Regions from separate parts of the Mus musculus genome. Here regions 1, 2, 3 and 4 are each linked to region 5. Evidence: chromatin loops called from intact Hi-C (ENCODE). Cell type or tissue: gastrocnemius. All regions are shown on one strand. Region 1 overlaps Lpin1 (lipin 1). Region 2 holds the start of 2410004P03Rik (RIKEN cDNA 2410004P03 gene). Region 3 has its middle 6.7 kb from the start of Pdia6. Region 4 has its middle 13 kb from the start of Pdia6. Region 5 has its middle 3.1 kb from the start of E2f6.

Region 1 (5,000 bases), 240 kb after region 5:
GACACCTGTCTTGGTTCCAGTTTGCTCAGGGTCATCTTGAGAATAAGGCAGCCGCAAGTCATAAGCTAGGGCTGAGCTATCATGCTTGATCCTAGCTGGGACTGACTGGAAATGCTCATCTACCAGAGGATAGGGTCTACTTGCTTAGAGATCAGACCTTCCATTAGGTACCAAATACTTAGCCATATATATGTATATGTGTGTGTGTGTGTGTATATGTGTGTGTGTGTGTGTATGTGTGTATATATATATATATATAATGCTTATGTTTATGTATATATGTGTATATAAGTACATATATGTATATAAGTATATATTTATAAGCATATAAGTATATGTAAGTATATATATATGCATGTGTGAATGTATGTATATATATAAATATGTATATGTATGTAGTTTTATATTAGACATGTTGTTTTAATTTCTTTTCCTATTGTTGTAATAAAATGCCCTGACAAAAGCAACATGCATGCACACATGCACACAAACACAAGTACAAAAAAACCTTTGCAAAAAAATCAAATTAACTTAAAAGATTTTATTCGACCCACATTTCACAGAGTAATCCATTTAAAAACATTAATGAGATATTTTAAATATTGTTTTCATAATAAACCTTTTAGGTCAGTGATCCATTCTTTGGACCCAGCAGACAACTATCTACACCTCTCTAAGATGCCTGGAACCTCATGTGTTCTTGTCCTGGTTCAGGGAGATGATCCCAAAGAAGAGAAGACATACTGACTTAGGAAGAAAACAGAGCACCGTCTTTAGACGCTGTTAATTGATTGATGAAACCTATTCTTCATTAATCTGAAGAATGTAAAAGGAATGTTTAGGACAGCCCAGGGAGGGACTCACTGTCTCTCTTGTTCTCCTTGTGAGTCCAGGATACTGATGGCATCAGATTATGTGACTGTTGTCACATGGATTGAACATAAGGATACATAGATTCTTACGTCGTCCACACTTGGAATAATGTGTTTTATAGGAAACGAGAGAGAGAGAGAGAGAGAGAGAGAGAGCGCCCATGTCTGAGTCTGTAGATCATGGAGTTTGATTCTATGCTGAGGTTCAACCAGACATGTGTGGTCTTGCCTTGGCTGAAGGCACAAGGATCAAATGGGAAATGGGTCTTGGCAGCTTCCTATCTTTGCATCCCAGGAAGTTCATGCTGATGGTGTAGGGAGGTAGCTCAGGTTAGTGGGTGCTTGCTTAGCACGCATGATGCCCTGGATTCATTCCCTGTCAGGGTGGAAAACCGGGCAGTTCAAGGTCGTCCTCAGCTACAAAGCTGGTTTGAGGCAGCCTGGGTAGCAGGAGACGAGCGCAAGAGAAAGGTCACGTTGATTTCCTACGGATTTCAAGGTAGCTGGCCTTTTGCTGGTGCTGGGTGACAGCCAAACGTTTCCATTTCTTAGAGTCGTTGTGCTGAGAGCCACAAGCAGTGGTAGAACATTTCGTTTAACTGACTGTGACATTTTCCCCCCCTTTCTTTTTGCTGTGTGTCCGTCCGGTGCCTCCAGCAGCCTGGTAGATTGCCAGAGGACTCCCCCTCACCTGGCCGAGGGAGTTCTCTCTAGCTCTTGTCCTCTGCAGTCTTGCCACTTCCATGCTTCGGAAAGGTAGACCTGTTTTTACAGAAGCTGTGATCTAATTCTAACTCCAATCACTTGCAATGAAAATTAACTCGCAGGATATAAAACAAATTTTGATCTAACACTTAAAATCAGTTGTGCTCACTAACCAACTTACTTATGAAAAAATACTTCCTTTCGTTTTAAGTTGTAAGTAGGCGATTAGACATGTTTATTTTAAAGATGTATTTACTTTGATATGCTTGAATGTGTGCCTGCATCATGTATGTCTGTGTACCACATGCATGCAGTGCCTGAGGAGGCCAGAAGAGGGCGGTGGGTCCCCCCAGAACTGAAGTTGGGAAGGATGGAGAGCTACCTTGTGGGTGCACTGGGAATTTAACCTAGAACCTCTGGAAGAGGAGCATGAGGTTTTTTTGTTTGTTTGTTTGTTTTTCCCGAGACAGGGTTTCTCTGTATAGCCCTGGCTGTCCTGGAACTCACTTTGTAGACCAGGCTGGCCTCGAACTCAGAAATCCGCCTGCCTCTGCCTCCGGAGAGGGCTGGGATCAAAGGCGTGCACCACCACGCCTGGTGAGCATGCATTCTTAAGCAATGAGCCCTGATTAGGCTTGCTTAGAATTCCTCAGATGGTCTGTCCTAGGTGCTGCTTGACTCTGTGAGTGGCCTTGAAAATCCGGACAAGGAGCTGGAGACTGAGAGACCATGTTTTCTGTGGTGGGGCAATTGACAGACAAGTCTCTGAGCTAATTTTAGAGCACCACTTTAGAATAGCCACTTACTATAAATATTTAAACAGCCTATTAGGCTTTCTGTATAATGGGTTCCCACAATCTCCACGGCATTTCTAGAGCAGAATTTAGAAGAACGGCTTAGGACCAGTCTTGGGGCATGGGCTTGTGTTTTTATCAGGGCCTCCCCCACATCCCCTCGGTATTGTTAATTTTGTGGACATTTCCTCATCTACTTTTGAAACTTTATAATCAAAGTAAGCACTGATTAATTTCTGTCTGGGGATCATAACTGTTACAATTTTATTTGACTTAAAATTTAAAAATTGATTTTACATTTAATTATAAGTACTGACTCCCCCTCTTCAAAGCACATATGTGCGCATTCATGTAGGTGGCTGTGTGCTTGTGTAAGTGACGTCTACAAGTGGACACTGGGTTCCCTAGAGTGGGAGTTAGAGGCAGCTGTGAGCAGCCTGTATGGGTACCGGGAATTCCAGTCCTCTGTAAGAACTGTTAACTCTCCTTAGTGTTCCACCTTCCCAGCTACCTCTCCAGTTCCCGTGTGGTGTGTATGGTGTAGGGTTCTATTGTAGAAGCTCTTTTTGTGTGTGTGTCTTGTCTGTATGGTGTAGGGTTCTATCGTAGAAGCTCTCACAATATGATTTACCAGGAGCCTCCTCCCCAGTCAGGCTAGACCATGAGGGTTGCCCTATGGTAGTGTGCTTTCATTGGGAAGATCAGTGGTCAGCGGGTGCCAAGGGAAGGGGGAAGCCCTTTGTGCCTCACTGTAAAACGAGGGTCAAAGAGCCTGAGGTCTGGCTTTATGGAAGCACCATACAAGGCCAGGCTAGCTATGTAGAAAATCTCTCAAATAGATACAAGTTCACTTGGCCACGGAGTTGTGTGCACTACGGGGCTCTTCTTTAACCAACAGGAAGTGCCATCTTGAGTTGGCAATGGGACTCAGATAAGTGAGATTTGGCACAGCCAGGGGAACGGATAGGGGCTGTAGAGAAGCCATTTCCTGCTTTGTGTGAAAGGGCTGCTATGTTCCTCTTGAGGGAAGTGGTGTGGGAGAATAAAAAGAAAGAGAACTATGACATTTCTTCCGGCCTTGTAGCTTGGTGTCTGTGAGAATCGTGGGTCTGCATTGATACTTTTGGCCCGTTAATTTGGCCGAACAGACATGAGACTTGGTTCAAATGTTAGAAGTAAAAATGTGTGCCGTGGAATGGAGGCGCGTCACTGTCACTTAGGAGCAGCACAGTGAGGTGACACAGAAAGCCTTTGTTTGATAGGTTCCTGGAGACAGCTGCCTGGTGATCCAGTGTAGTGAAGTTGGCACACAGGGTGTTTTCCTTGTTCTCAAAGCCAGTGTCTAAACCTGGGATACAGTGTCAGCTGGTCAGGACCCCTTTGCACCTGCTGGAGAGCTGGTGCTTGCTAGGAAAGTGAGAGCACGGGTGAGAAGCCTGTGTGTGACAAAGGACAGCAGTTTGTACCCAAGAACCCTTCCCCACTTTTGCTCTCTTTGCCCCTCTGATTGTTTCGCCTCTTCATCTCTGTCCTCCCCTGTCCTCCTCCTCTTCTCCGTCCTCCTCCTTCTCTCCTCCTCCTTTCTTTAGTTTATTGAGAATTTCCATTTCTGATTCTATCCCCCTCACCTCTCAAGTTATAGCTCCTTTTACTGTCCTTCAGTTTGGCTACAAGGCTGGCCACCTTGTTACCTTGTTAGAGGTGGTAAACAGTGACCTCTAGTGGCCAAAGGAAGGCTTGTCAGAGGGAACGGCCCCAGGGACGTATCTTCTGGGTTACTAGAACCTTTGACTCTGAGACAAAACCAAAGGTTTTTTATTTTTTACTTTGTTGTTTTGCTGCTGTTGTTGTTGTTTTCTGATTTTCCCCCCATTCAAATCATGGTTTTGTGTTTCCTTAAGTCCTTCAGGCTCCCGGCCCTCAACACCAAAAAGTGACTCTGAGCTGGTCAGTAAGTCTGCAGACAGGTTGACGCCAAAGAATAACCTGGAAATGCTCTGGCTGTGGGGTGAATTGCCACAGGCTGCAAAGGTAAGCCTTTGAATCTCAGTGTTACGGTGCATCGAGGGTGTGTAAGTTAGCTCCATCTGTGTGGAATTACCATCCCAGCTTTGTAAAGGGATGGACTCCCGGGGTGCTGACTCAGCAAGTGTGCCTCTGGGCAGGGTGTGGCTGTGTATTTTGAACAAAAGAACCTACACTGTATATCGCAAATATAATATAAAATATATATTAAATATAAAAATGCAAAGTCAGTAAAGAAGATAACGCAGCTTGTGTACAGACCCTAGCTTCTTTGCAGCCTTACTTCCCCAAGGCCCATGGTGGTTAGAGAGGTATCATGTCGTAGGAATGGAGCGGTGCAATCTGAGCCCCTTGGAAGAAATGCTGTTATCTAGGAAGGCTAGGCTCTCCTGTAGAGAGAAGCCACTGGGGCTGAGATGGGGGTGTGTGCGGTGTAAGGACGAGAAGAAGCCAGTGGACCGCAGTGTGCGAAGCTTGCAGCTCATCAGTGGGGAATAGTTCTAACATCTAGTTGGTGAGGTCTTGATCCTAAACCTTTGTACACCCCGGAGGAGATGGAGAAAACCTCCGTGTGGTAGAGGCCAGGAGGGTCTGGGAGGCGCAT
Region 2 (5,000 bases), 200 kb before region 5:
ACCTGGTGTACACTGTACAATCTACAGGCAGCTCAACAGGTAGGAGAGTGTGCTTTCCAAGTGGCTTCATTGTTCCGAGGCTCTTCCTAGCAGCTCTGGTGGTCTCTGCTTCTTCCAGGCCACTTGGTGGGTCTCTAATTCTCCTTTGCAGCTTGGCTCATTTAAGAGGGACCCTCTGTACCAGCTATTGTTTACTGTCAGGAAAGTGAATCTGGTCAGTTTCAGGGACTTCCTGGAGTTCTTATGAGTTGTTTACTTTCTATCTTAAGGATCTTTGCTGCTGGAGAGGAAACTGACACACAACAAGAAGAGGTGTGGCCTATTGCCTGAGTCCCAGACACCAGAGCATCCTCCACTTAGGGTACCTCTGTCTACACTTGATTAACCATTTCTGTTCTCTGGCTGCACAGGGAAGGAACACCTTGCCTGACAGGAGTCAGGCACAGAGTGTAAGGGAAGGATTGAAAGGTCTATCAATAAACCCATCGCTGGTGACGAGGAAGAAAGGAGGGTGCCTGGAACAGCGTGATGGGAGGGTCTGAGTTTGGCTGAGCTGGATGAAGAAGCCACTGGTGCCACAGACGGGGTTGGGCTGCTTGGGACTAGAGAAGGAACAGAAGTGGAGTCCACAGCAGGACCCCCACTCTTAAGTCCTCGATGTGCCTTTTATAAGCTAAACTCAGGCTGCCTGGACAGTCACTCCGGTTGTATTCTTCCCTGTAGACTGGATTCCACTGTGGGCCTCAGTGTGACTCTGTGTAGGACCTATGTCCACAAAAGCTGCCTGGGGTTGTTGGGAGGCTCCTCAGTATCAATGACAGGATGCTGTGGGCTCTCTGGGCTTTCAGAAGGAACATACATTGTTGCCCTGGTTAGTTTACCTCAACTTAACACAAGCTACAGTTATCAGAGAGGAGGTAGCATCAGTTGAGAAAATGCCTCCATAAGATCCAGCTGTAAGGCATTTTCTCCCCCCCCTTCCTCCATAATCCATTAAAAAAAACTTTTTATTGATTCTTTGTGAATTTCACATCATGCACCCCAGTCCCACTTATCTCCCCACCCTTTGCCCTTGCAACCTCCCCCCCCCCCAATAAACACACAAACACACACACACACACACACACACACACACACACACACACACACACAAGAAAGGCATAGAAAGCATCTCATCATAGAAGCTGCAGTGTGGCACCGTGTGTCCCACAGTGTATCCCTCTGTCCACACATCTTCACTTGCAGATGTTCATCGCAACGAGTCATTGGTCTGATTGGAGATCTCTGGCTTCTGTGACACATCAGTATTGAATCCTCATTGGGACCCCCTCCTGGTCATCATACTGTTGCTCTGTGTCATGGAGATCCTGCAGCTTTGGAACAGCAGGACTGGCCCTTTCATGTGTCCCAACCATCTGCAAATGATAAAGATTTTGGAGTGGGCCAATTCAGAGCCCTGGGTCTGGGCCCAGGTGGTAACTGGGGTGGTTAGCACTCAGTCAGCTCTCCCTTCTTTGCACCTCCAGGGAGAGCTCTCCAGCGCTGCTCCAGCTAGACCACCCAGTGCTGACATGGGCAGGAGGCAGGTTCTGCTCTCCTTTCCTGATGCCCTCTGGGCAGGCCCATGTGCTCCCACTCCTCCAGAGCCAGCTCCACTGTGCTGCCCAGTCAAGGCTTGTGGCCCATTCTCCCTAGGGCTGCAGCCTTCAAGGGCCTGGGCTAGTTCTCCTGCCCTCTTACCCTTAGGGCTGGATCATCCCTGCCTTCACTATTAGGACCACTATGCTGCCCAGTTGAGGTGCAGGGCCAGCTTGCCTGAGTGCTACTGCCAGTGAAGGGGTGGGGCTAGTAAGGCATTTTCTTAATTAGTGATTGATGGGGAGGGCCCAGGCCATTATGTATGGTGTGATCCCTGGGCAGGTGATCCTGGGTTCTAAAACATAAAAGGCTGAGGGCTGGAGAGTGGCTCAGTCGTACAGATAGCTCAGCTCACTGGGTGCTCTTCCAGAGGTCCTGAGTTCAACTCCCAGCAACTACATAGTGGCTCACAACCATCTATAATATGGTCTGATGCCCTCTTCTGGCATGCAGGTGTACATGCAGATAGAGCACTCATACATAAAATAAATAAATAAAAATTTTTAAAAGATAGCAGGCCGAGTAAGCCATGGGGAGCAAGCCAGTAAGCAGTACCCCTCCATGGCTTTTGCATCAGCTGCTATCTACAGGTTTTAGCCCTGTTTGAGTCCCTGCCCTTACTTTCTTCAGCGATAGATTACGATATGAAAGTGGACGCCAAATAATCCATTTCCTTCCCTACTTGCTTTGGTCATGATATTCCATCACAGCAATTAAAAACCCTAAGATGTCTTCTCTTCCTGCCCCTGGTCTCTCGTCCCTTCGTCTGGGACCCTGAGTTCTCCACCAGGGGGCAGCACAGGGTCTTGCTCCAGTTCACCAGCTCTGCGGAACACGGAGCACTCACAGCTTTTGGAGACTCAGCAGACACTGTCCCGCTCTCCCGCCCAGGGGAAGAGCTGGGCAAAGCACCTACCATCTGCACCCCACCGAGTGGCTCCGAAGTCTTTGGAGGGCGCACAGTGGGTCCGCCCCTTCCGCATGCGCACTTGGGAGTCGCCTGTTCCCTGGGCGACAGTCAACACAAGCAGGGCTGCAAAACACAGCTGGGCGCAGATGCTGCCCCAGCCTGGAGAGTTTTTGTCCCCCATCAGTCACTCTCTCTGAGCTCGAAATCCGGTGAGGGACGAAGCGGGAGCACCTTGTGCAGGTTATCCTGGGTTCAGGCAGAAAGTCTCAACCAGTCTTTCTCTTTTCTCTCCCTCTCCTGATTCTCCAGTCCCCCATGGGCAGCCAACATCGTGGGCTACCAAGAACCACATCCGCTGGGTACAAACCGCCCCCTACCAGGCAGCTTGCCTCAATTTCTGCGGCCCTGGGGGATGGCCCTGCTGCAAGCAGGGCTCTCGCCGGTGGTTGCCAGGGGACCCCAGCCCTGGGTGTGCAACAGGACCAGCTGTGGAGGGAGCTTGTGGAAGCCGAAGCACGAGGCCAGAGGCGTTGGTGAGTGTCCTGCCCCCCCTTCTCCCCGAATCTCTCACATCTCCATCCACCTTGGGGGGTCTGAGAAAGTGCAGAGGAAAGAGTTCAGAATATATGGAAAGATCAGAGGGGGAGAACGTGGAAGTAGGGTGCAAGAGAGGCCAGCCTAGACCCAGACTGTGACTAAAGCAGCTAGGGCCTCATTCCCAACAGATAGCTGGGAATATAGGTATAGACAGGGCTCTGGTCCCATCTATGGCCACACAACAATCTCTCTGTCCCTCCTCTTCTGGGAGGAAGCTGGCAGCTGGAAGCCATGGCACTGCCTGGGGCGGGACTCTGGCCTGGGGGTGGAGGTGGGGGTAGGGAGCTTCCTTCCTGGTTTCATTCAGTGATGGATACCAGGAGAAGCCTGGTAGGTTTGCCCAGAGTTCCAAGGGGGCCTGGCTTCCTGGACCCCAAGAGAAGTAGGTAGACTAGGCAAGTATGATGACTCAGAGCTGTACGCCCAGTGTGAGTTTGAAGTTAGTAAGACAAAACCAAAGACTGTGGAGTGGCTGAAGCCCAGTGGGAAGGAAGATGGCTACTGAGCAACCACTTAAAACTGTGAAAAGTCTAAATGAAGGCTTTCCAAATACACACGCCGGTGGCTGCATTTTTAGTTTCTTTTCGCCCCTCCTTTAGTCTGGCGATCAGACTCAAGGTGGTAGCAGTCACTCCATCAAGGAGCTCATTCACATAAACATAAGCACATGTCAGAATTTCCTTCTTCAGGGCAGAGTAATATTCTATTCCATGAAAAAAAAATCATTTTCACATGTTGGCTGTTGTTAGGTGTCACAGCAAACAGAGGAGAGCAGATTTCCCTTTGAGACCTGGCTTCCCATTTTTCAGATAAAATTTTCAGAAGTGGAACCGGTTCTAGTTTTGTTGGGAGGGACTCTCCTGCTGTTTTTCACAATTTCTGCCCTACTTTGCATTTCCATTAACAGTGTACAAGGACTCCAAGTTCTCACCAACCCTGCTGATGCTCACTGGTTGTTTTTAGTGCCTCCGTCCACCTAATTAGATGGTCAGAAACACAACCCTAGGCTGGCAACTGGTGATAGTATTGGAGTGGAGTTGTCAAGCTGTCAATCAGACACTGTCACTAGCGAGATAGAAATGGGATTAGAGGGTGCTCCCTATTGCTTTAGAATTGCTTCCGGGGAGCTGGGGTGTCCCTGGAATATCTGGCAGAATCCACCCCCTGTGTTGGTTGTGGTGTGAGGACACAGGAGAGACGCAGGGCATTCACTCTCCTCCTAACATGGCCTTTGTGGGGGAGCACTATTACCCCAAAAGACTTCATTAAAATATGTAAACTTGGTACTAGAGCGATGCCTCGACGGTTAAGATCACTTGTTCTTACAGAAGACCCAAGTTCAGTTGCTTGAACCCACATCTAGCGGCTCATGACTGCCCACAACACCAGGTTTAAGGAATCTAGCACCCTCTTTTGGTCACCACAGGTACTGCACACACAGTATGCAGTGCACATACAGACACATGTGCATTCTTTAAAAATTTGCAGTATGTAAAGCTGAGTCCTAACATGGTGTTTTAGTTACCTTTCTATTGCTATGATAAAACACCATGACTAAGGCAGCTTATAAAAAAGTATTTAATTTGGGGCTCGTGGTTCCAGAGGGATAGAATCTGTGATCATCATGGTGGAAAACATGGCAGCAGACAGTCAGGCAAGTTGCTGGAGAAGTAGCTGAGAGCTCACATCTTTATCCATAAGCACAAGGCAGTGAGAGCCAACTGGGAATGGCATGGGCTTCTGAAGCCTCAAAGCCAACTCAGTGACACACCTCCTCTAACAAGGCCACACCTCCTAATCCTTCCCAAACAGGCCCACCAACTGGGACAAGGAACGGTTCACACAGATAAGCATA
Region 3 (5,000 bases), 450 kb before region 5:
TGGAGTAAGAGACTTAATCCTTTGTAAATTCTGTTAAAGATTTCTGTAAGAATTTCACTCTTTCCTCATGTGGTACGTCTTGTACTGTTCAATAATGTCAGGGAGTTAATACATTTATACCTGCACTCAACTTTATTTATATACAGTTTAAGATTTCCTATATAGAGAATGGTGCCACCCAAAGTGGGCATGTTTTCCTACCTTAAAGAACATAATCAAGATAATTCCCCCAGACATGTCCTCAGACCACTTTGATCCAGACAATACCTCACTGAGACTCTCTTCCCAGGGGATTTTTTTTTTTTTTTGTATCTGTAGCCAAAGCCTCTTTTATATTTAAGCTTTTCTATGCAAAAGCTTTGTTTAAGAAGAACCTAATCATTCTAGATTACAGCCAAGTGTTAGTAGAAACTTTTGTTTTGTTTTATGTTTGTTTGTTTGTTTGTTTTTTGAGACAGGGTTTCTCTGTATAGCCCTGGCTGTCCTGGAACTCACTCTGTAGACCAGGCTGGCCTCGAACTCAGAAATCCACCTGCCTCTGCCTCCCGAGTGCTGGGATTAAAGGCATGTGCCACCACGCCTGGCTAGTAGAAACTTTTGATTTTTTTCATGTTTCCAATAGCATCTAGATCCATACCTGTTACAGAATAGCCAATGTGTCTCCTTCTATGATCCAGCCACTTCTGTCATAATTTAATGTAAGCCCTTTGCTGTGATAGTCACTGTGGTGGTTTGAATATGCTTGGCCCAGGGAGTGGCTCTATTAGGAGGCATGGCTTTGTTGGAGTAGGTGTGGCCTTTTTTGAGGAAGTGTGTCACTGTGTAGGTGGGCTTTGAGAGTCTCCTCCTACTCACATGGGAGACAGTCTTCTCCTATCTGTCTTTGGATCAAGATGCAGAATTTTTGGGTCCTCCAGCCCCATATCGGCCTGGACACTGCCATGTTTCTGCCTTGATGATAGTAGACTGAACCTCTGAACCAGCAAGGCAGCCCCAATGAAATTTCCTTTGTAAAAGTTGCTTTGGTCATGGTGTCTTTTCACAGCAATGGAAACCCTAACAAAGACAGTCACTCATCGATGGCCCCAGGCTGAGGATTTGTACATGTTTTCCTACACTGTGTGTGTTTGGGAGGTATTGGCAGAGCTGGGTCTCTTAAGCTGGAATGCAAACAGTCGGTCATGCATGATATATCTCTTTGCTAATGGCCCATGGATGGGCAGGAGGACTGTGTGTCTGGGCCTTTTGCCACTGAGCTCTGCCAGCCTGCTGATGGGTTAGGGAAGCCAAGTGCCCATCAGCAGAGACACAAAGAGTATGAACTTTTGAGCTGCTGAATTTGCCAACAACTGTGGTGGTTTGAATAAGAATGGCCACTATAGTCTTACGTATTTGAATACCTGGTCACCAGGGAGTAGCCTTATTTGAAGGGACTAGGAGGTATGGCCTTGTTGGAGGAAGTGTGTCACTTGGAGTGCACTTTGATGTTTCAAAAGCCCAAGCCAAGCTCGGTGCCATTCTCTTTTCCTGCTTTCTGCAGATCGGGATGTAGAACTCTCAGCTAGTTCTCCAGCATCATGTCTGCCTGTGTGTTGCCCTTGCTTCCTGCCATGATGATAATGGACTAAACCTCTGTGTGTGCAAGCCAGCCACAGTTAAATGGTTTCCTTTAGAAGAGTCACTATTGTCATGGTGGCTCTTCACAACAAAGAACACTTACACCATGGAAAGCCCTTGAAATGGGTGAGACATGGGACAGGCCACCACCTCAAGACTCTACTCTTTTCCTGTGTCCAGGGCCTCCATTCCCTCTGGCCCTATAGAAAGCACAGGGCTCATTGGCCTTGATCTTCTCGCTCTTCCTGGCAAGCAGACTCTGAAGCTGATGAAGCAGAGTGGCTTCTATGGAGGCAGGAGACAGGCAAGACAGCCTTCCTCTCTGGGGGTGAGTGAACTCATCCAGGGACCTGACAGGAAAAGAGCTCAGCTAGGTCCTGCTGTTAGACTGCCTGCTTCCAGTGATGACTCTGTTCCTTGTTGGCAGTGTCCCTACGGACTGTAGACTTTCTAGGCCTCAGTTTCCATAGCTGCAAATAACTATTGTAATAATTGCATCTTATCTGTGAGGCTGTTAATAAGCTTGGAATGGTCTGTGGACCAAGCCTCGTTGCAGTGCCCTCTGGATCAATAGCAGAGTCTGAGCCAAAAGGGGCAAAAAATGTAATAATCTTTTTAAGAGTTGTGTGGATGTGTCTCTGTTAGGGTTTCCATTGCTGTGAAGGCAATGGACCATGACCAAGGCAACTCTTATAAATGATAACATTTAACTGGGGCTGGCTCACAGTTCAAAAGGTTCAGTCCATTATCACCATGGTGGGAAGCATGGCAGCATTCAGGTAGACCTGATGCTGGAAGAGCCAAGAGTTCTACATCTTGATCCTCTTTTTGTTGTTGTTGTTTTTTGAAACAGGGTTTCTCTGTGTAGCCCTGGCTGTCCTGGAACTTACTTTGTAGACCAGGCTGGCCTCGAACTCAGAAATCTGCCTACCTCTGCCTCCCGAGTGCTGGGATTAAAGGCTGTGCCACCATGCCCGGCCTACATCTTGATCCTCAGGCAGCAAGAAGGAGACTTTCTTCTGCACTGGGCAGAGCCTGAACACAGGAGACCTCAAACCCCACCTATACAGAGACACACTTCTTCCAACAAGGCCACACCTTCTCCAATAAGGCCACACCTCCTAATAGTGTCACTCCCTATGGCCAAGCACTCAAACACGTGAATCCACGGGGGCCCACCCCGGGTGTGTGTGCATTTGCTCCTGTGTACGACACCCACAGGGAAGCAGGCTGTCAAGTGTCTTCCTCTTTTGCTCTCCATATTGTCTCCTTGAGAGAATCTCTCACTAACCCTGGTGCTCACAGTATTTCCATCTATGCTGGCTGTCCAGAGCGTACCAGTACCAGTGGTCCTCCTGGCTCTGACCATGTCTCTTCCCCATCACTGGGGTTACAAGTGCACCCAGCTGTGTTCAGCTTCTCACAAGAGTGCTGACGTCAGACCTCAGGTTCTCATGCTTTCACAGCAAACGCTCTCACCCTGTGAGCCATTTCCCCAGCCTCTTGGCCTTGTTCTTTATGAAAAAAAAAAAAAAATCTGCCTTTAAATAAAAATTTTGTTTATAATGGAAGTTTTGCACTGGTTTCCCTCACTCACACCATTTTCTCCTCCCTCCTTTTCTTTCTTCCGTTCAGTATTTTGAGATAGGGTCTTGCTAGGATGCCTAGGCTATCCTCAAATTAAATTGGTGATTCCCCTGCCTCATGCTATCTAAGTCTGGGATTACAAGTATAAGCTATCAGGTTTGACTTGGTATTTTTTGTTTATTTGTTTTGTTTTGTTTTTAGTTTGTAGTTATGTGTTATTTTTCTTTTAAAAATCTCTCTCTCTCTCTCTCTCTCTCTCTCTCTCTCTCTGTGTGTGTGTGTGTGTGTGTGTGTGTGTGTGTGTGTGCTGGCTAATATTGTTAATTGTCAGATCTTAAGTCACCATGGACACATGTCTGGGCATGTCTGTGAGGGAGTTTCTAGATTGGGTTACATGAGTGGGGATGATCTAACCCTTAATATGGGCAGCACCATCCCCTAGGCTTGGGATAGGATAAAGTCCAGAAATCAAGCTGAGCGCCTGCACCCACTCTCTCGACTCCTGACTGCAGCTGCAGCGCAGCCAGTTGCTGCACACGCCTGCTGTCATACCGTTATGCCTGAGTCCCATGGACTGTGCCCTCAAACTGTGAGCCAAAATAAACCATCCTTTATCCGGTTGCTCTTGTCACAGCACCAAGTAAAATAATCAACACACACTCTTCTGAGGGCAGCAAAGACAGTGGTTCTTCTACCATGCCTCACAGTGCCCCTTGGCCAAGCAGCCAGCACCCAGTTCTCTGAGCGCACATACATACACCTGCTTTCTCTGCCATGGCCTGGATCTTTGCCAAAAGCCACAACAACAAGGATGTTAGCTTTGGGCTTTGCAAACAAAAGATCCTACTCCACCAGAATCTACTGTTGTCAGAGACACAGTACATTACGAATCATTTTCTTCCCCATCTACCGAGCTGAGACATTAGCAGATCTTTCTCCTCCCTGTGCGTACAAATCCCCCTTCAGTTGCCAGAGTGCTTGCCTAGCAGGCAGGCAGGCCTGGGTTGGACCACCAGCACTGCACAAAACGAGGCAGAGTGACACATGCCTGTAATCCTAGCACTCAGGAGGTGGAGGCAGGAGGAGCAGGAATCCAAGGTCATTCTTGGGTACCTCGTAAGTTGGAGGCTAGCCTGGCTACATGTGACCCTGTCAAAACAAAACAAAACACAGAAACTGAGCCAGGCATACTGATGTACACCCTTAATCCTAGCTTGGAAGGTAGAGGCAGAGGCCAGCCTGGTCTATATATTCAGTTCCTGAACAGCCAGGACTATGTAGGTAGGCCCTGTCTCAAAAACCAAAATAACAAACAAAACAACAGGGACCCACAGGACTTCTCAAAGGATAAAAGTATTCTCTGAAAGGCTGTGTACCTGAGTTCAGTTTCTGGGGCTTTCAGGAAGGGTGGAGAGAAAGAACTCCTGAAAGTTATCTTCAGGCCTCCACAGGCACACACACTCACTCTCTCTCTCTCTCTCTCTCTCTCTCTCTCTCTCTCAGACACACACACACACACATACACACATGCACATACATACACACATACACATGTACACGCACATATACATACATACACACATAGACACACAGAAAAACACAGACACACACAACACAGACACACACTCCTACATGCATATACATATATGCAGACACATACAAAACAACCTAGCTGCTCATTGCTCTTGGCTGGCTTTCACTAATCTTTTAAATCTAAGCCCAGGTGTTAACCTGTCGCCCCTTCTAGGAAGTGTCCCTGCTCCTGAATCACCAACCAAAGAGCGAGCACGGGCTGG
Region 4 (5,000 bases), 450 kb before region 5:
TACCAAATAGGCTGGAAGGAGGCTGCTCCCCTGTGTCCCTTTGACTGGGTAACTGCAGGGGTGGACAGAAAACTGTCTCTTCTGGCCATGGAGCCACTCAGAGCTTTCAACAACGGAATGCCTTTGACCTTCCCTACACAGCCTCTTTTCCTTCAGAGAGGGCTTCCTTCCCACATGGGCACCTTCTTGGATGTGGGGGTGTTCTGTTTAATCCAGAGAATGATCGACAATAGCCATACTTCCTGTTTTGAATGAGTGAGTTTACTAAGTATATCGCAAGTCCAGGGTAAAAGAACAACTAGCAAGTAGCAGATAGACAGACAGCGAAATATTATCAAATCATGAGCTCAAAACAACCAGCAGAAATGGACTGGGAAGTTGAAGCAGGCACCCCAGAGGGGGTAATGATAGGGACAGACCACCAGGAGGCACTTCCGCTCGCTCTGTTACGCAGTCTGAGCTGTGGAAACTGAATTGTCTGCCCATGATTTGTGCACATTTTTCTTTGTGTGCCAGGCTTCAAAATAAAATGTTTATGTCATTAAAAATAGATTCTGTGGTAGAGATTTCAAACCACCTATGCTACACAGTGTGGTCCCAACCTCAGCGTCCTGGCTTGGCTGATGCCCATTGTCGGCATCTTCTTGGGTGTAGCAGGGTCTGGAAGCTAGGTGGGTGGGTGGGTGGGGGGAGATGAGGCATTCTGTTGAGAAGAGAGGGTGGCTGGAAAGGTTAGGGATGGAAGGAGCTATGAGGGGAAACTGGGATGTCCACGGCCATCTTTGGGACCCAGGAAATGTAAGGTAGACTCTAATCCATGGTTGATCTGACCCCCCCCCCCCTTTAGCTATAGAAACCCAGTGACATGGGAGTCAGAATCCTGGGGGCTTCCAGCTCTCTGGGTCGCTTTTCCTTATAAGATTGTGGGAGGGGGAGGGATACGGCAGGAGAGTGAGGGCATGGGTAGTTTGGGGGCATGAAAAGAAGCCACGAGTCCTCACTCTCCTGGGGCACAGCACTCCTAAACATCTCTCTTGGGGCAAGGTCAGATGCAGACCCTGGCTGTATGTTCAGGACAGCTGAGGCTACAGCCCTACACACCCAGCCCGTGATCAGTCCAGCTTCATAGAGGGACAGACATCAACCTGGACCAAACCCAGGACTCAGAAGCAACGTTCTCCTCCTACAGTCTCATGCCCTGTTTACCACAGCTACCTCCTCCTAGAATGAAGCCAGGCTCATCTTTAGCTGCTCTCTCTGTGTGTCTCTCTGTGTCTCTGTCTCTCTCTGTCTCTGTCTCTGTCTCTCTCTCTCTCTCTCTCTCTCTCTCTCTGTGTGTGTGTGTGTGTGTGTGTGTGTGTGTGTGTGTGTCTATGTGTGTGTGTTAGCTGCTCACTGCAGGAACCCAGGCTGCTTGCTCTTCTAATTCTGCCAGGTAGAGAGATCAAGGTTACCACCATCTTGGCTTTGTTTCAGTCTCTTAGAAATTTCAAGACTGCTGGTGCACCTTCACCCATGAGTGTAGACACACCCTTCTCACATGAATGGATGGATCAGTGCTCAGGAAGGTAAGATGAACACTCGGGCTCACGTGTGTCCCTAGGCGAATGCCTGTTACACAACATAGTCCAGGAGACACATGAAATAAAAGATGTGGGAATCAAGGCTGGAACGGTGAAGTTATATCTCCAAGGATCGATACCACCAGGCGTCTGAAAGTGGGACTCGGGCTGTCAGGACCTGGTTGTCACACCTGGGTCTCTATACTTGTAGAAACACCTGCTCTCTCAAGTTTTCATGAGAGCTTCTATTTCATTACCCTTTGATGCTGCCAAGGGAAACTGAATCCTAAAATAGACTCCTCCCCCTCCCCCACCTCTGCAAACTTCTGAAGGCGGATTAAGCTGGGCATTAGGAATTTTCTAATGTCACAAAATCCCAGCAGCTTATACAGTAAGCACATCACAGATCTGGGAGAAAAGTTCCCTGTCTGGCAGCCTCGGGCGGCAGGCTTTCAAAGCCAGGCAACCAGCTCCTCCCGGTGCCTTTTGGGCTCCACTTGTGATCTGTGATTTAAAATGTAAAGTCTCCCCTGCTAGGTCAAAGGCAGTGCTCTATGTGGGCCAGGGTCACTGCTGCCCTCAGCACTGGGCTTCAGAGAGAAAAATTCTCTGTGGACAGAACATTCTGGAGCTTTCTGAATTGTGTGCCCTCCTCCTCTAAGAGGCTTTCCCCCTCCTTCTCTGGGGCTGGGTCCTCCACTGTGCCCCCCCCCAATTCTGTAACAGATCACTGGTAGACACTGACCCCATCACTTCATCTCTCATTCCTTCAGACTGGGGCTCTGAGAAGTCAAGTCTTCCTCAGTTCCCAAATGCTGGCCATGAACCCAGGACCCCGGGTTCTGCAAATTCTGGCTCACTGGATGATGTACAATGCTCCCACAGCATAAGGTTGTCTTAAAAAAAAAATTTTCCTCCTGCACAGCAGACTCTAGAAGAGATAAGGGAATTAAATTTAAATTTACACCGTTTCATTATAATGTGAACTCACCGCGTGGGGGAACAGCAAGGAGCATTGCCAATTCTAATGCGCTTGTGTCTATTCTGCTGGGCCACATGGGTCCACCTCAGGTAGCCTCCCAGATACGAGGCTTGGATGGTGAGTTCCCTCAGGTAATAGGGCTTCCAGAAAGCGCATGTGGGCTTTCTGCAGGTCAGGTGAACTCTAGAGCCTGCAATCAAGACCAGGAGTTGCCCTGAATTCTGTCACTCAAGATCAGGAAGTCCCTGTCTGCTTTTATAAATTTTCTGTGTCTAGACCTTGTGGTCCGTCCTGTGGAGACGGTAGCGGTCCCCATTGGTAGGGTTGCCACGAGGATGGAGTGACTTGCCAGATTTGCTAGCGCTCCAACATCATCCCGCTAGCAGCTGTGCTGGGGAGAAATGGCACCGCAGGCACCGGGAAGAGCAGCCCATCCCTCCTCCAAGACCCAGTGGTTTCTTCACTGCCCTCTACTGACAAAATCTAGCATTGCACCAGCTGGCAAAGGGGAAGAAGGTTCCATGGGCCCAACTCCAGCATCCTACAGCAGGTGAAGAAAGGTAGATCTGAAGAGTTAATAAACTGACAACTGGAAGAGGTGACAAGAGAGGCGGGGATGTGCCATTCTCATGGCTGCGCACACTTAAACATGGTAAGATGAACTTCACAGTTTAGTCCCACTGTGTGTCTCCTGAGCTGTGCTCTCCCCCCGCCCCCCCCCCCCCCCCACCCAGTAGGATCACTGTTATCCATGCAGCACGGGTGAGTGAAGAGAGGTGTTGAATGGTGTGTTCAAAGTCATGCTGTTCCTTAGGTGCTGCTCTTTGCTTTGGACACTATGTCCTTTCTGCTGCCCCCTGATGTCACTGTCATAGAGGACCAAGCCTGGTACTCTATCTTGAGAACTTCCTGTGGCCTTCACTTTATCCTCTGTTGTGGCATGGCCCTCTCTGCTGCCCATGTGGGGCCTAGCCACTGGGGACACTGACCTCTCCGCCTCAGGCTCAGGGGCGTCAGTGGCTGAGGAGGTGAGGGGATCCCCAAAGCCTGCCTTCCAAGCCCACCCCCAGGCACAGTGCTAGAGAGAGCAGAGCCTGCCACAAGCTCTGAGGGCTCAGGCTCAGGCTCAGGCTCAGACTCACAGGGATGGGAGCCACGGCTCATCTCTAGGTGAGTCCGGTTCACTTCTCATGATTACTAATAAGGGTGTTCACTTATAATGGAAGGGTGTCTCCTCAGTAGGTAGTCGGAGGCACCCCCAGTATCCTGTCCTGAAGGACATGGTCCATTTGGCTCCTTGTCAGCAGCTAGGAAAAGGCCCGAAAGGTTAGATGGACTTGTCCTAAGTACGGAAGGATCTGGCCAAGAGCCTTGGGTCAGACTTCCCATCCTCTGGGCAGGAGGAGAGTTGAGCCTTCTGGAGGGATCCAGCCCTCTGTGGAGAGAGCCTGTGTGAGATCCGATTGCTCCAGGAGACAAGGTTGCAGCTGTACCCTTTGGGGGACATTCCTTCTGCTGCCTGGACCCTGAGTTCAGTGGGACCAGTCTCATCTTGGAGACCTTTAAGAACCTTCCAGTTCCCCAGGCATCACTATGTTTGCTGCGAGGTATTGCACCTGCTAGGGGCTGGCCTTCCTGAGCTATTCAATCACAATAGCTGTATGGTGCTGGCATGGCTGGTATCTGTGTTTCAATGTGAGGAAGCTGAGGAAGTTGGATAATCACTAAGCAGCCAGGCATAGCTGCATAGGATGTGAGGGTCTGAGACAGGAGGATTGCTTTAGCTAAGCCTGGGTAACACAGTGAGACATTTCAAAACTAAAATAAAACAAGACACCAAAAATTGAAAAAAAATCTCTCAACACACACACACACACACACACACACACACACACACACACACACACACACACACACCCATTACAAGGGAAAAGGTTCCAGAAGTTCCTCTGACGCTCAGTCTTTCTCTGCGCCATCATCTCGGAGGTGTCACTGCTGTTTGGTAGTATTTGCTTGCCTATGTCAGCCCTGCCTCACCCCAAAGCATGTGAGATAACACAGTGAAAAGAAAAAGAAGAAAAGCGGATGGGAGAGAAGAAAACACACCCGAGTCGGATGAAGATGCCTGTAGAAAGGGGAGATGTGGACACGCAGTGACCTGTCAGGATGGGAGTCCCTAAGAAGGAGAACTGCCAGCACCCTGGAAAGTCAGGTTTGTTATTGCTGAGCAAAACAAACCAACTCCTCCCGGGTGCACACACATTCCTAGAACAAAAGAATGACAACAGCTATGCATTAGTAATATAAAATTAGAGAGTTGCAGTGTGACGGTCTGGATTGATTGTCAACCTGACAGGACCTAGAAACATGAAGGGTGGAGTCTCTGGGTGCACCTGAGAGGGATTTTCTCCATTAGAGAGAACCCACCATAAAGGTCCTGGGCTGAAGGAGAGAAA
Region 5 (5,000 bases):
CCACTGCCCGGCTCTGTATCAGTTTTTGATTACTTATTATTATATCAGGTATTGGGCTGGCTCAAGAAGATACTGTTTTGAATATAATAGACTGGATATCAGAATCCAATGGAGGAGAAAGATAAAACAGTTTAACGGGCTGGGAGAGGAGCACTGGCTAAGTTTAGGAGAACTTCCAGAGGACCTGAGTTCAATTCCCATCACCCACAGGGTGGCTCACAACCATATGTTACCTCCAGGCCCAGGGGGATTTAATGCTCTTTTTCTGGTCTCCACAGGCACCAGGCACGGACATGTTAACATGTTAGACAGTCATACATGTAGGCAAAACTTCTATGCACAGAAACTAAATTAGAAAGAGAAAAGAAAAGAGAAGTAAGTGACCTGGAGCCATAGGTATCTTTTCAAATTGTAAGGTCTTAAGCCAGTTTCTAAAAGTCGTTCTGTGCCTTAGTTTCTAAATTTGTAATGTGGAGAGTTCTTACTGATCGAAGTTACTAGCTTGTTCTCTCAAAAACCTGTCTCTGTAAAATTGCCCCAGTAAACTGCCACCTCCCTTTCTTAAGTAGCTTCTTTCCTGCCCTGTTCTCTTGTGAGTTGGGCATATCCTCTGACTCATTCTGTCAAATCTTTCTCTGATTCCTCACTTTGTCTGCCCTTAGTTAGATGCTACTTTTAAACATGTCTGCTTTCTTCTAAAAACCAACCTTACCTTCATTGCTAGGGATTAAAGGGTGTATGAAGGTGTCTGTATTCCAGCCAGAATGTACTATAATCCAGAGAGTGTCTGCATTTGGCCAGATCATGTAGACTTAGAGAGTCTTGGATGTGATCCCTTGTCAGAGTAGCCATGATGCTGGATTAAAATTCCTTTGCAGTGTGGTTTGATGTTTCGCCTGCCTGCATGTCTGTGTGTGGACACCATGTTCTCTGACACTAGAATTACAGACAGTTGTAAGCCACCAGGTGGTTGCTGGGTATTAAACCTGGGTTCTCTGGAAGAACAGTCAGTGCTCTTAACCACTGAGCCATCTCTTTGGCCCCTTTCACTTATTTTTAAATTATGTGTGTGTATGGGTTTGTGCACATGAACTGCAATGCTTTCAGAGGCTTGAGGCTTCTGGCTCCCCAGGAGCTGAAGTTGCAAATGGCTAGAGATGGATGCTTTGGCCCTCTTGGAAAGGCAGAAGTGCTCTTAACTCCAGAGCCACAGCTCTAGCCGCTATGTGTTTGAATGAAAGGGTAACACAATGCGCAACTTCCAGGCTGGAAGGAAGCTGCGGGAGTGAGACCTGGGACTTAGTGAGGGCGGAAGAGGCTTTTGGAAGAAGTTGGCTCCCACTAGATTTTACATTTCTAGGGGTCCGATACCATCTTAAGGGGGGGGGGTGTGTCAGAGGTCTTTGATCCTCTTGGGATCTCCAGTGTTAAGCTTGGAGCATGGCAGGTAGCAAGCGCTCAGTAAATGTTTGCCGAAGATTGGTAGAAGTAGAATACAACTGTGGAGAGGTCATCTCTAGAAGAGAAAGAGCACATTTTATGCACGAGTGGAGAGTTTCTCAGAGCAACTAGGAAAGACTCTACCACAAGGAGTTCGGAGAGATCCAATGCTGGAAAACAGGCATGGCTAATTTTAAGACCCCTTTCTCCATCCTCTGTTGAATGCCAAACCCTCTCTATACCTTTGTTCATGTGACTCTCATTTCAGATCTGAAGGTATGACCAAGCATGGTAGTGTATGCTCAGAATAACAACACTCTGGACACTGAAGTAGGACCACCAGATGCTAGAGATCAGCCAGGGTTACATAGCGAGAGACCATGTCTTAAACAACCAAAGCAACAACAAAATACAAGTTTCTGCTGCCAGCAAGTCCTGAAGAATAGTTTTCTTCCCAGTTTACAGATCAGAAAATCGAAGATCAGTAAGATTACAAAATTTACCCCAAGGAGCTAGCTAGTGAGTGCTAGAGACATGGTTTGAGTTCACAGCTGGATAATTCATTGGTATTTGGACCCTTGAGCAGCTTGTTGAAAACTGACCATATTTTCTACAGTCAAAAAGAATTAGGCCAGCAAAGGGGTGTGACTTAGGCACTCCAGGCTAATGAAAGAGCTTGAGCACACCCATCTGGGGAAAAGGAGAACAGCTGTTCCCTCAGTCACAGAAAAGCCCAGTCATGGGGCTGTAGCCTGAGGTTTAATCATCCCAGCGTTGTTTGAGCATCTTTCGGGTGCTGGGCTGTAGGTCAGGAGCTCTAACTCTTACAAGGACATCCTGGAGTACTAGGAGATGCCAGGTTGATGAAGATGTATGACCAGAGAGCATGAGAACGAACTGAACATGTCTGACACATCATGGCAACACAGAAAACGAGGGGAAAATAACAACGGACTTTGGGGCTTGTTCCTGCATCACCATGTAAAGCTATCTGGAACAGTAAGTGACGTACAGAGACTCTGGCTAGCTTTGTGGTGACACAGCAGGCCTTCAGCCAATGGATCCTTTGTGCCACTCACTGGAAACTTAAGATTTGTATTCCCTTCTAAGAGCCATGTGGTCAAAACCAATGCCCAGTGAAATGGTTATTTAGACATGGCCTTTGTGAGGCAACCAGGCAAAACCTCTCAAGAACTGGGATGCCCCCATAGTAGACACTGAAGGGAGCATAGATGGAGAAGAGCAGTTGGCAGTGCTTGCCTAGTGTGCATGAAACCTTGATTTCATTTTCATCACCATATGAACCAGATGTAGTAGCACACTTTTGATCCCAAGCACTTGGGAAGTGGTAGTAGGAGGGTCATAAGTTCAGGAACATCTACAGTTAAATCATGAGTAGTGAATTTGAGGCTAATTTGGGATGCCTGAGATCTAGAGGGGGTCAGAGGCAGAACACAGAGGAGAGATGTCTTATTTCTTCTACCATGGGACAATGAGTCATGAGTCTCAGCATTGCCATTACCTGGGTAAGTGTGTGTGTTACTAGAAATGAAGGTTCTATGGCTCTACCCAGAACTACCACATTAAAAGCTCAGAGGTTTGATGTATTCTGTAAGGCACTGGCTGGGTCCTGGTAGGAAACTAGCTTTTCCTGGCTCTGCAAGTACCCAGTCCACTAAATTGATACTTTGTTAAATCAAAGCCAGGTTAACTTTTCTGATGTGATATTTGGAGGATGAAGACCTAGAACAAACATGGATGGTGTCCTGGCTCATTTCATGTCAATTTGACACAAGCCAGAGACATCTGATAGGAGGGAACCTCACTTGAGAAAATGCGTCTATAAGAACCAGCTGTAGGGCATTGTCTTAATTAGTGATTGGTAGGGGAGATCCCAGCCCATTGTGGGTGGTGCCATTCATGGCCTGTTGGTCCTGGGTTTTATAAGAAAGCAGGCTGAGCAAACCATGAGGAGCAAGCCAGTAAGCAGCAACCCCCCATGGCCTCTGCATCAGCTCCTGTCTCCAGGTCCCTGCCCTGACTTTCTGTCCTGACTTCCTTTGATGATGAACGGAAGCATAAGCCAAACATACCCTTTCCTCTCCAAGTTGCGTTTGGTCATGTTGTTTCATCACAGCAATAGTAACCCTAATTAGGATACAATTGGACGCATTCAACAAGCAGGCATGTTGTAATGGACGTGATGTACTTTGGAGACTGGGAAAATGGATGATGCTACAAGCGACCAGGTGGTCACCTACATAGAGAGGGTTACAGCCTTTGTGTTTTATTCAGTTCTGCTTTCTTGTAGCTGAGAGGCCCCTAAATATAGCTTCTTGCTGTAGACAGAATGTCTCTGCACACACTGAGGATTGTCTTAGACGAAACTTTATATCTCGCCTCTTCCTTTTCTTCTTCACTTCTTCCTCCCCTGCCCCCTTCACCTTCTCCCCTTCCTGCTCCACTTCTCTCCTTCTTCCTGTTCCTCTCCTTTTCCTTTTCCTCTTCCCCTTCCCTCTTCCCTTTCATTCCCTTTCTCCTCCTCTTCCCCTTTTCTTGTTCTTCCCTCCTTCCCATCCCTCTTCTCCTTCCTCTCTCTCCTTCCTGCTTCCCCTACTCCCCTCTTCTTCCTGTTCCTCTCCTCTTCCCTTCCTTCCTCTCCTTCCTTCTCCCCCTCTTCCCTTTCAGTCCTTTCCTTCTCTTCTTGCTCCTCTCTCCCTCCTCCTCTTCCTCCTATTCTTCCTCCTTCTTCCCCTCCTTTTCCATCCCCCAACTTGCCCCATGTCCCACTCCTCCTCTTCTTTAAAACAAGGCCCTACCTTTATAGCCCAAATGGGCCTTGAACTCACTGTGTAACTCAGGATTTCTGTGAAGCCCAGGTTGCTCTGGAATTTGCAACCCTCAGGGCTCAGCCTAGAGTGACTTTTCTTTTATGGAAGTCCAGTTCTGAAGTATGATTGTTCCCAACTCTGCACTGGGTTTTTGAAGGAAAGTCTTGTCAGATGAATTACATTAATCTTTTTCTTTTCCGCTTGCTTTAGTTTGTTTGGTGTTATTCTGTTGACTGCTAAATGTGCTCTGTTTAACTGTTAGTCTTATGTACCCTACCTTTGCGGTCTATCTTGGCTTTGCCTCTGATTCCTTCACGTGTCTAATGTTCCCTTACTGTGAATAGCCGAGTGCCGGCCTACCTTATTCAGAGAATGTACCATCAAGTTCCTTGGCTCTCCACCAGGTGGAGCAAGTTCACCTTAGGAGTCCAGCCTCACTATCTGTCTCTGTCTCTTTCCGTGGTGTGTGTGTGTGTGTGTGTGTGTGTGTGTGTGTGTATGGTTTTTGTTTTGAATGTGAAAGGTAGCTGTAAAGTGGAATGGAGGAGATTCCTTTGGATCTGGACTTAAGGTTTTAAGTAAGGAACTGTTTTATCAGGCCTCTGATATATTATTTGTTTGTAATAGGGAGTCTCATGTATCCCAGACTGGCCTTAAAACTTGCTGTATAGCCAGGGATGGTGTGTACCATTTCATCTGGTTTAATAGAGTGCTGGGGACTGAGCATAC

What was found. Peaks named below come from ENCODE experiments on the same cell type or tissue, not always from the same donor. Only the 100,000 strongest peaks of a DNase experiment are listed, where the experiment ranks them.
Region 1: a loop joins it to region 5, with 4 times the contacts of the local background. A loop is called at or near these places in 19 of 42 quality-filtered maps.
Region 2: it touches region 5 in a loop (9-fold over the local background); 28 of 42 quality-filtered maps call a loop at or near these places.
Region 3: it touches region 5 in a loop (4-fold over the local background); 26 of 42 quality-filtered maps call a loop at or near these places.
Region 4: it touches region 5 in a loop (3.0-fold over the local background); 25 of 42 quality-filtered maps call a loop at or near these places.

What each region holds. Positions count from the first base shown.
Region 1 is chr12:16,567,792-16,572,791 of GRCm38, reverse strand. Lpin1 (lipin 1) reads left to right here. Exons shown (of 21, transcript NM_015763.4): 6 at 1,530-1,628; 7 at 4,273-4,402. Among named protein-coding and RNA genes, the nearest start is that of Lpin1, 19 kb to the left of the region's middle. In gastrocnemius, a CTCF peak has its summit at 1,881 (motif pointing right); DNase peaks (open chromatin) are centred at 1,912 and 4,086; H3K27ac peaks cover 2,307 bases.
Region 2 is chr12:17,009,209-17,014,208 of GRCm38, reverse strand. It overlaps 2410004P03Rik (RIKEN cDNA 2410004P03 gene), which reads left to right and starts at 2,482. Exons shown (of 5, transcript NM_001201332.1): 1 at 2,482-2,757; 2 at 2,858-3,081. The coding sequence starts at 2,864. In gastrocnemius, CTCF peaks have their summits at 2,411 (motif pointing right) and 4,571 (motif pointing left); a DNase peak (open chromatin) is centred at 2,444; H3K4me3 peaks cover 607 bases.
Region 3 is chr12:17,257,419-17,262,418 of GRCm38, reverse strand. No RefSeq gene overlaps it. Among named protein-coding and RNA genes, the nearest start is that of Pdia6, 6.7 kb to the left of the region's middle. In gastrocnemius, no CTCF peak of the experiment used is centred here; DNase peaks (open chromatin) are centred at 1,240 and 2,827.
Region 4 is chr12:17,251,232-17,256,231 of GRCm38, reverse strand. No RefSeq gene overlaps it. Among named protein-coding and RNA genes, the nearest start is that of Pdia6, 13 kb to the left of the region's middle. In gastrocnemius, CTCF peaks have their summits at 372 and 3,021 (motif pointing left); a DNase peak (open chromatin) is centred at 2,995; H3K4me3 peaks cover 920 bases; H3K27ac peaks cover 1,050 bases.
Region 5 is chr12:16,805,388-16,810,387 of GRCm38, reverse strand. No RefSeq gene overlaps it. Among named protein-coding and RNA genes, the nearest start is that of E2f6, 3.1 kb to the left of the region's middle. In gastrocnemius, CTCF peaks have their summits at 2,132 and 4,648 (motif pointing right); DNase peaks (open chromatin) are centred at 2,145 and 4,672.